Regions from separate parts of the Homo sapiens genome. Here regions 2 and 3 are each linked to region 1. Evidence: chromatin contacts called from ENCODE Hi-C or POLR2A ChIA-PET data. All regions are on one chromosome and are shown on one strand. The core of a region is the stretch at or near the end of the contact, and the rest is flanking DNA. Distances in the headings are between cores, read along the strand shown. Region 1 has its middle 89 kb from the start of RUNX1. Region 2 has its middle 130 kb from the start of RUNX1. Region 3 has its middle 54 kb from the start of RUNX1.

Region 1 (3,062 bases), core at 207-2,706:
GAGATCGCACCACTGCACTCCAGCCTGGGTGACAGAGTGAGACTCCATTTCAAAAAAAAAAAAAAAAAAAAAGATTTGTTTTCTTTTCAAAGCCTGAACAGTTGTGGTTGGGGCAAGAATCTCAACTCTAGTCTAATCTATGTCCTGCATCCTATTGTGATTTCTGTGCAGGCTGTTATGACATAATTTTTATGATTAATGAATTTATATCCCTAGCAAATTCCCTACCCTTTTAGCTGAAGGGCAAAACAATGCAAGTTTGAAAAACTGTTAAGATAAAACAGCAGCATTACTAACATATACATTTATGTTAAAACACATCAGCACTGATCCATCATCATAATATATTAGTATACTATGTATAATATCATATTCATCATTTAATAGTGAATGCATATTAAAGCCATCCAAATGCCCAAAATGAGTTTTCCCTAGATTGTGGGCCTAATGGCTAATTTTTCTTTTCTTCACACATATCTACATTCTAACTTTTCTGTAGTGAGCATGTGTGGCTTTAATAATTTTAAAAAAGAGAGAAAGAAATTACTTTTATACTTTAGTCACCAACTAAGAACTTGACAGTCTATGAGGTCAGAAAGGCAGACGTGAAGGGCAATAAGGCTAAGCAACAAAGCTTCTTCCAGAGGAGCAGATATATTTATGGAAAAATGCAGCAATTCAACTCAGAGTGAAAATGCAACGACCATCACTAGAGAGTGGAAATAATCAGTCAACGAACCCAGGTTTTGTCTACATGACATAAATAACTCTTGGGGGTGGGTTGCTTTTTTTTTTTTTTTCCGTTCCATTGGCCAATTTAGGCATACTGTGAACAGAGAATTTGATTAAGCTCCAATGTAGTGTAAGGTATGGCTTAAAATTTGTTGTTAATATCCTTGAACCCTCACCTGTCCATAGCACCCACAGGAGCAAAAAGCACCACCTTCATTACTGCCCACATCCTTCCCAACTGCACTCTGTGTTCGTGGATCTGACCTAATGGGTGAAACACTGGGGTGTTTTCTCTATTAGAGCAATGTCATGAGGCAAGGGTGTGCTGTCTGCCCCTTGAGAACATTTGTTTGTAAAGGGGTTAGAGTTTTTAATATATATGCAAAGAATGATAATGAAATGTGTCTGGCCTGAACATAATCAAGCAAGATTCCATCGAGTTTCAACAATCCAGCGCGCCAGGGTTGAAGACATTTTTACCGTAACTCGTATTTTCAGCCCTGTGAAGTTGCCGCCCACACAGGAAATGACTTGGAACAGGTGGTCCTCAGAGCTTGCTGGTCTTGTCTGGCTCCGTGGGTAATGCTTGTGGGCTCCTGAGTCACTGAATAATTATGAGCCTGAACAAAAGGCTCTCAGATAAGCCCTCAGTCAAGACACAGGGAAAGGCAAGGTGCAGAAGATGACTGTCTGAGCGTGCTAACTGTTCAGAGCGAGTTGATGAATGAGGCTCTGGAGGAAACAATGCCTCCTTGGTTTTGCTCTTCTTGGCTCCCCTGGCACCTGGTGGCAGAAGGACGAGAAAGCACAGGTGAGGGGAGTGTCGTTGCACACCTTGGCTTTTAATGAACTTAAATGCATTAGAAAACACCCTACTTAGAAACAGTCCTCCCAGAGACAATGAGCTCTTATTTCTGCACTGTGTGCCCAGTGCTGTGCATGTAGAGGCTGTATCTCTTCTCATCCTTTCCCAGGATGGGAAGTGGTGATATAATCTTTCCCATTTCACAGAGGAAGGAACTGAGGCGCAGGAGCTCACATACTTAGCTTTATCTTTCATGAGGGGAAATGGATGGGGTTATGGGCTCAATTATGTCCTCCTATACACACACACACACACACACACACACACACACATCTGTGTATGTGTATAGAAGTCCTAACCCCCAGTTTCATGGAAAGTATCCTTATTTGGAAATAGGGCCATTGCAGGTGTAATGAGTTAAGATGAAGTCACATTGGAGTAAGGTGGGTCTCTAATCCAATGTGATAGTTGTCCTTATTTAAAAAAACAAAATGCCTTGTGCAGACAGGGAGAGGGCCATGTGCAGACAGAGAATTCGAATAATACATCTACAAGTCAAGGAGTGCCCAGTACTGCTACTGGCAACCACCAGAAGCTATGAGAGAGATGAGGAAGAAGCCTCTTTTACAGTTTTCAGAGGGAGCATGGCCCTCCGACACCTTGATTTCTGACTTCTAGCCTCCAGAACTGTGAGACAATAAATTTCTGTTATTTTAAGTCACCCAATTTGTGGTACTTTGTTATGGCAGCTCCAGAAAACTAATAGAGATGAGAACTCACATGTATTGGGGGCCTGGTATGTCAATGTTAATAGAACCTAAAATAAATAAATAAATAAATAAATAAATAAACAAACAAACTTCATCAGCTACAAGTAAGAAGGAATTACTAACGTGAGTATGTGATTCAAATGAAAATAATGTGAGTGGATAATGTATGGCCGAGAGGGTATAAGAGTTAGTGGTTCTGTTAAAAAGCACAGAAATGAGAAAGAAAGGGGTCCGTGTGCAAATTCTAGAATACACCTCTTGATGGGGGTGAATTAGACCCTACTTTAGGGGAAAAAAAAATACAGGTGAACTCCTGCCACCTCTATCCAACTGCAAAGTTAGAGCCACAGTGTCTACAAAACCACCTTCACTTCTGACATCAATTTCAAGTTCAGGGGGCTCTCAAAAACACACTCAGTGTCAATAAGTCACTAGAAGGAGCACAGGACTCACTAAAGCTATTCACTGGTGATTGCAGTTTATTACCGGGAAGAATGCAGCTAACATCAGCTAAGGAAAGAAGCACATAGAGCGGAACCCAGAGAGTACCAAAGGCAGGGCTTCCATCGTCCTCTCCCTGTGAATAACAACAGCATCACTTTTCCAGCATGCTGTGCAACAACACACCACGCAGGGAAACCCACCCGAGCCTTTGCATCCAGGGGCTCCGCTGGGGTCTTATCACCACCTAGGCATGGCTGGCTGCCCAGGTAACTGGGCTCAGTTCCCAGCCCCTCAGACCAAGCTGAGACCAC
Region 2 (3,062 bases), core at 178-2,677, 40 kb before region 1:
GTCACATCTCTTGACTTCAGTGAAGTTAGTGGTTTAGAGGTGGGGGAACAGCAGGTGGATATGCTAGGGGTAAGGACTGAATCAGTCTTCAGCCCTAAAATGTTTTTTTAGAAATGTCCTCTTCAGCATCATGCACTTCTTATAATCTTGCAACCTTCATGTTTTTTCCTATGTAAATACCTGTTGATCTCCCTAGGGACCAGTTTTTATGACCAGGTTTAGTTTGAGGGTAATTGGATTACTTGTGTCATGGACTGCATTTCTAAAAGAAGTATTTTGATAATTTTTCAGATTAATGGCATTTATGTTGAAATATTTTCAACTCTATGAGAAGCCCTAGGGTTTCTCTTATCAGTTTCTTTTAGTTTTTTTTCCAACATTTTTAAATGAAAAATTTCAAACATAAAAATAAAAAGAATTGTACAGAAAATACCCACACCCACCACCTAGAATCTGCAATAATTAGTTTGTTAGATGTGCTTTATTATTATCTAACTGTTCTCTATCCATCTGTCTATCCATCCATCAGCCCATGTTATTTGTGTTGTATTTTGAAGCAAGTTGCAGGCATGAGTACACGTCATCTGTAAACACTTCTATGTGCATATCATTAGCAATAGTTCAATGTTTCTTTGTGTATATTTTTAGGAAAAAAAACTGCCTGAAGTGAAATGCAAAAGTTTTTACAGGTATCATTCTAAACTTTTGACAAATGCATGCATATGTACAATTCAATCTTTGGCAGGATATAGAACAAGCCCATAACTCCAGGTAGTTCTCTCATGCTCCTTCTCAGTCAATTCCCACCCACTTGAAGGTAACATTTATTCCTTTTATTTTTAATTATTCACGAAATGCTGTTTTCCAAATGAAGATTAATTCAGGGTTTACATATATTCTGCTGTTGGAATTTGGAGACAAATCATCTATTACTACCTCGAGTATAGAATCTCAAATAGGAGCCTCACACTTGCCCCTTGTCACACTTGACTCCGTTTGTCCCTTCTCTGAGTGTTTCCTCCACCATGGGCCAATGGTTGATTTGTCTTTTTGTGATGTCCAAAGCTGCTTGAACAAATTTCAGGGAAGTTAAGGCCAACACTCTGTGCTTCCCCTGTTTGGCCTTCACAGCTTCCGTTTTTCAATTGGTGTTCCCCCATTTGGCTTTGGACATGGTCTCATTCTTGGGCACTGCAGTGTACTGGGTGCAGAGACCACTTGTAACAGGCAGACACTGGAGATTTTTCTGCACTCACTCACTGGGGCTTCTTGGCATCATCTGGCATTGCCCATTTGACACGGGGTACTGTAGAGTGATAGGAGCACCTGCTGAAGCTATACTGCACAATGCTCAATTCAGGTCCAAATGTTACTCATATGACACATGCTTCTGACTAAGCTGATTTTCTGTATGTGTCACAGGATGTCATGCAATGGAGTGACCTTTTCCAACATGAGCTGGTACATTCCATTGTAATCAGAGGGTTTTTGTTGGATTTTCTACTTCAGGAATCTGCCAAAGAAAAGTTGTAAGGGTTAAAAAATAAATACATAAAAATAAAAATAAAAAACTATCTGTTGTAGAGTGAGTGCTCCTAGCTCAGTGGAGAAGAAAGATGACTGAGAAGCTGCAAACTTGGGCCCAAGGTATGTATTTGCCATTGAAATGTTCCTGGGCAAAAGCATGAGAAATGGGGTAGGGCATTAATAACCTATGACTTGCTTCAAAACAAGCCTCAAGAGTTTCATCAGCAGATATAGAGGAACTCTTTGAAAAAAGTAAGGAACACAACACAAAGCAAGGTAATCTCAGGCTCCTGTAGAGGCACATTTTCCACAATGGTGGCTCACACACAAAATAATCTCATCCTGTAGTTCCCACCTATAGACTGACAGGTCTCTAGGTTCTTGTTGGATATTCTTGTTGCATAGGTTCTAGGTTATTGTTGGCTATTCCAGGGTATAGGCCAATAATGGTAAAAAACGTTTACTAATATTTCTTGGTTCTTATCATAGTTGTGTGACTCCTAGTAGAAAGCATGTGCAGCCAACATATTGTGGAAATTGGGGAGAATTTAACTAAAGTAAATATTTACAGATATGTAAGCTTGGGAAACTACTAATAAGGAATTATGAAGCAGCCAGCCCAGGAGCGAGCAATCTCTAGGCCTGAAAAAGCGAGGCGGAAACAGTGGGTCCTCCAAGTCTCTAGAGAGGTAGAACTGCAGAGAAGGGAGTCAACTAAGAGCTCTCCACACATCTTCCCACACAACCGAATCCCTAGGGGAACTACAGCAAGGCAGGAGGGAGGGAAATTCTTGTTTGATTTAACAGTGCTAATGGGACATCCAAGAAGATGTTTTTCAGGTAATTGGAACAAAGGTCCAGAGCTCTTTGGAAGAGTTGGAGATCAGAGTTTGAGAGGCATCATATGTAAGCGGAGAGACTGTTGAAGTCATTGGAACGGATAACATTGTTCAGGGAGATGGTAAAGACAAGAGAATAGAAGCCAGAAATGTGGACGAGCAGGAAAAGGGTGGGCAATGTGGGGGAGCCAAGGCCTCAGAAAAGAAGCGCTCCAGAATTGAAGATGTCAAAGGAGAGGGCTTCATTAAGGAAAGAAGAGGGAAAGAAATAAACATCTCCTGAGCTGTTAGCTTGCACAGGCTAGGAGCTGAGACAGCTCATTTAATCTTATTGACATTCACATGAAGGGAGTTGATGTTCACATTTTGCAGAAATTAATAAAAACAATTTAGTTGAGAGAATTTTTACAAAAAGACACACACCATATTTCTAGTACTGGTAAAGATGAAAGCCAAATTCCACTCCTACTAATTAGATTTTCTTCTCCATGAGTTAGGGGACAAAGAGGGTGGAGTGAAAGTGTTTCGGGTGGGGGTGTTGATGAGAGTGGTGCATGGACAGGAGGCTGTGGTCTGAGAGTTGACTTTCAGAGTATATATAAGCTCTGGGAGGACAGTGGCTCCAGAGGATCACATTGCACTTTGCAAGTGCTTGCCTGTACAAGGTAGAGATGTGTGTGGTAGATGAAATAATAT
Region 3 (3,062 bases), core at 209-2,708, 36 kb after region 1:
ATAGGGGTTCCTGAAAATCATGTATAAATCGTGAAGATAACCTCCCAAAATGGTCAAATAATAATAGTAATAAAAAATAATGTTCTCCCTTTAGGTATTTACCCAGTAATGGGATTGCTGGGTTGAATGGTATTTCCGTTTTTAAGTCTTTGAGGAAATGTCACACTGTCTTCCACAATGGCTGAACTAAGTTATTCAACACTATTCACAATAGCAAAGACATGGAATCAACCTAAATGTCCATAAATAATAGTCTGGATAAAGAAAATATGGTACATATACATGATGGAATACTACGCAGCCATAAAAGAGAACAAGATCATGTCCTTTGCAGGGACATGGATAGAGCTGGAGGCCATTATCCTTAGCAAACTAACACAGGAATGGAAAACCAAATACCACAAGTTCTCACTTATAAGTGGGAGTTAAGTGATGAGGACACATGGACACACAGAAAGAAACAACACACAATGGGGCCTTTTGGAGTTTGGAAGGTAGGAGGAGGGAGACAATCAGGAAAAATAACTGTTGGGTAGTAGGCTTAATACCTGGGTGATAAGATAATCTGTACAACAAACCCCTATGACACAAGTTGACCTGTGTAACAAACCTGCACTTGTACCCTTGAACTTAAAAGTTTTTTTTTAAAAAAGTTAACAGTAATAATTAACTTTGTTGTATAGAACAATAGAATAATAAATAGAAAATAAGGAACTTTAAAAGTCAAAATTAAAAAATAAAGAATAAAAATAATCGAGGCTTTGTTCTGCAAAATGTGTAGTATCAAATAAATATTGGGAAAGTTTACAGAGAAAAATAATACTAGTGGTGTCAAGTAATTCACAGTCAGGAATAACTTGAAGAGGCACAGAATGAGTGATTATGTTCATGTACCAAATGAGTAGGGATAAAATATAGTTAACAAATAAAATGCATGTTGGATATTAATGCAGGAAGGTAAACACCATTATTTGCCCTCACCAGGATATAAGGAAGCAGGTTTTTAATTGGCCTAGAACACCAAGGTCTAGGAAATGCCATGTTCAAAAGAAATAGGATCAATAGCTAAGCCAGTCAAAGCCATATACACCTGGAGTGAAATGTGTGACCATGATGGAAGAATGTGCACAGAGAGTTTGGTTGAAGATTAAAGGAGGGAGGGAGAGTGGGACGATGCTGGAGACCACCCATCCAGATGGAGGAAGCACTGATGTTTTCCAGGCATGGATCAAACAGCACAGATGCTGCCAGAGAGGTTGGGTGACTGCAGAGGGAGGGGCCCGGGTGCAGGGAGCCCACAGGGACAGCTGCTAGAAATCGACTTCAGTCCAAAGAGGAAGCGAGGCAGAGCTGCTTCTCTGGATCTATTCTAACCAAGGAGGAAGTGACGGGGGCCCTGGAGATAAAAGGAGCAGGTTACTCTAGAGCCTCCCACAGCCAACCATGGGTGAGCTGGGTATTGTCAGGTGGGTGACCGCCTTTTGAGGAGGCAGAACTCTAAAAGCTTAGAGCAAAGATTGGTGGAATTCTAAGACGTGAGCATGAAACAAGTCTGGAGAGGGAAGGGTCCTTGTTCATAGCACAATCCCGACTGGGAAGAAAATGGGGAAGTATCTCAAGAGGTAGCCAAACAGGAAATTCTCTGGTAAAGTCAGACGTAAGAACACTTGTACAAAAAAAAAAAAAAAAAGGAAAGAAGATGAACATAAATGCAAGTAAGAAATAGTGTTGAGAATCTTTGTGCTTCAAAGAAGTTTGCAAAATTTGCTAAGACCTAAAATGAGAGTCAAGTAAAAGAACAAAGGCAGGACAGATCTTCTGTAAGGGCAGCTAATATATAATGTAAACAGACAACAGAGAGAAAGGATAACAGCTCAACTGGGTTACATTAAACAAGTACTGACTGGCTGTCTTCTCTGTAAGCCACAACCAGACATAGGGCCATGACCCTGCTCATGAGGAACTCATGGGCCAGATAAGGAAAGTATACAAAGAACAAATGATGATCAGGATGGTAAATTTCCATAGTATTGGGTATCTCTAAATGAGAGAGTTCAATTGGTTAAGGGATTCATTTAGGAAACACTTCATCAAGGAGAACTCAGTGGTAGGTTTTGCAGGATTCCGATAGGGCTCTTGGATTGAGAAACACTTTAAAGAAAAGCAGAGGAAGAGAAACCTGTTGAAGATCATGAGAAGAAATGGTGGGAGGAGGAAAGAGTTAACCTGGAGTAAACTATCATAGAAATCTAGGAGATAATTTCTCCCAACAAAGCACCTGTAGAAGTTGAAGAACATGAAACAAATGTGCATGAGAATAGGAAAGTCCCAGTAATTTAAAGATAGTTTGAGTGGCATGCTGGAACAGAAACAAGGTCCCCAGAAGGTTTATGAGATGAGGGAGAGCATTAATTAATTCCAAAAATTTGCCTGTGATGGAAGCAAAAGAGAAAGTGGACAGTATAGAAAGATATAAGATCAAGGATGAATTTTGTGCTTTGTTCTTATTTTTAATTTGGTTTGTGGATGGAGATTTAAACATAGTTATTATATGTGCTTAGAGGGAAGAGGCAATAGAACGAAAGTTACTAGAAATGAAAGATAATGAGATGATTAATAAGGCATGACCCTGAAGGATGCAAGTAGGGGATAGGAACTGGAGTCCATGTGGGAACATTAGCTGTGAGAAGTGGGTATCACTTTTTCCATGGAAATTTCAGGGCTCTGAGAGTAGGTCCATCTGTAACCAGTGCTTGAGACAGAGCACTGAAGGTGTCACTTTGAGTCAGTTTTCATTAATTGGAGTATTAAGAAGACCTGTCACCCCCTAAAAGAAAGAGAAGAGATAGTTCCAAGGGGGATTTGAAGACTGTAGAGAAACAATGATTTAGGGGAATGGAAGAGGAAGGTATTATGGGACCTGTGGAAGGAGAGTGGGATATAGCTGAGCTTCCAGTTCAAGCTGGAGGCTATAGCTGCATAGGGCACCAACCCTCATGGTATGTGAGCTTCACCAGTAGTCCAGGTGTAGGAAGGGTGGATGGTTGTATTAATCCAGGGAT

Evidence for each region. A loop is a pair of places that touch in the nucleus more often than their neighbours do. ChIA-PET counts read pairs that join two places held with the same protein, here RNA polymerase II (POLR2A). Pooled maps may share reads with other maps.
Region 2: a map of mammary epithelial cell shows a loop between it and region 1 (6-fold over the local background). The contact joins two enhancer-like sites. A Hi-C loop is called at or near these places in 5 of 168 maps with a recorded cell type or tissue (GM12878, PC-9, mammary epithelial cell and 2 more), 1 of 37 single-sample maps with no recorded cell type and 6 of 50 pooled maps. POLR2A ChIA-PET finds 5 or more read pairs at or near these places in 5 of 52 experiments (B cell, OCI-LY7, PC-3 and 2 more).
Region 3: a loop to region 1 is called in a pooled map, with 2.3 times the contacts of the local background. The contact joins two enhancer-like sites. A Hi-C loop is called at or near these places in 1 of 168 maps with a recorded cell type or tissue (PC-3) and 9 of 50 pooled maps. POLR2A ChIA-PET finds 5 or more read pairs at or near these places in 10 of 52 experiments (OCI-LY7, PC-3, activated CD4-positive, alpha-beta T cell and 5 more).

The regions. Positions count from the first base shown.
Region 1 is chr21:35,137,190-35,140,251 of GRCh38, reverse strand. No RefSeq gene overlaps it. Among named protein-coding and RNA genes, the nearest start is that of RUNX1, 89 kb to the right of the region's middle. Within about 2 kb of position 1,456, at least 5 of the 41 ENCODE cell types and tissues checked have a DNase peak (open chromatin) inside an H3K27ac peak, as active enhancers do; they include PC-3 and mammary epithelial cell, where a contact is called at or near this core.
Region 2 is chr21:35,177,301-35,180,362 of GRCh38, reverse strand. No RefSeq gene overlaps it. Among named protein-coding and RNA genes, the nearest start is that of RUNX1, 130 kb to the right of the region's middle. Within about 2 kb of position 1,427, at least 2 of the 41 ENCODE cell types and tissues checked have a DNase peak (open chromatin) inside an H3K27ac peak, as active enhancers do; they include PC-3 and mammary epithelial cell, where a contact is called at or near this core.
Region 3 is chr21:35,101,532-35,104,593 of GRCh38, reverse strand. No RefSeq gene overlaps it. Among named protein-coding and RNA genes, the nearest start is that of RUNX1, 54 kb to the right of the region's middle. Within about 2 kb of position 1,458, at least 6 of the 41 ENCODE cell types and tissues checked have a DNase peak (open chromatin) inside an H3K27ac peak, as active enhancers do.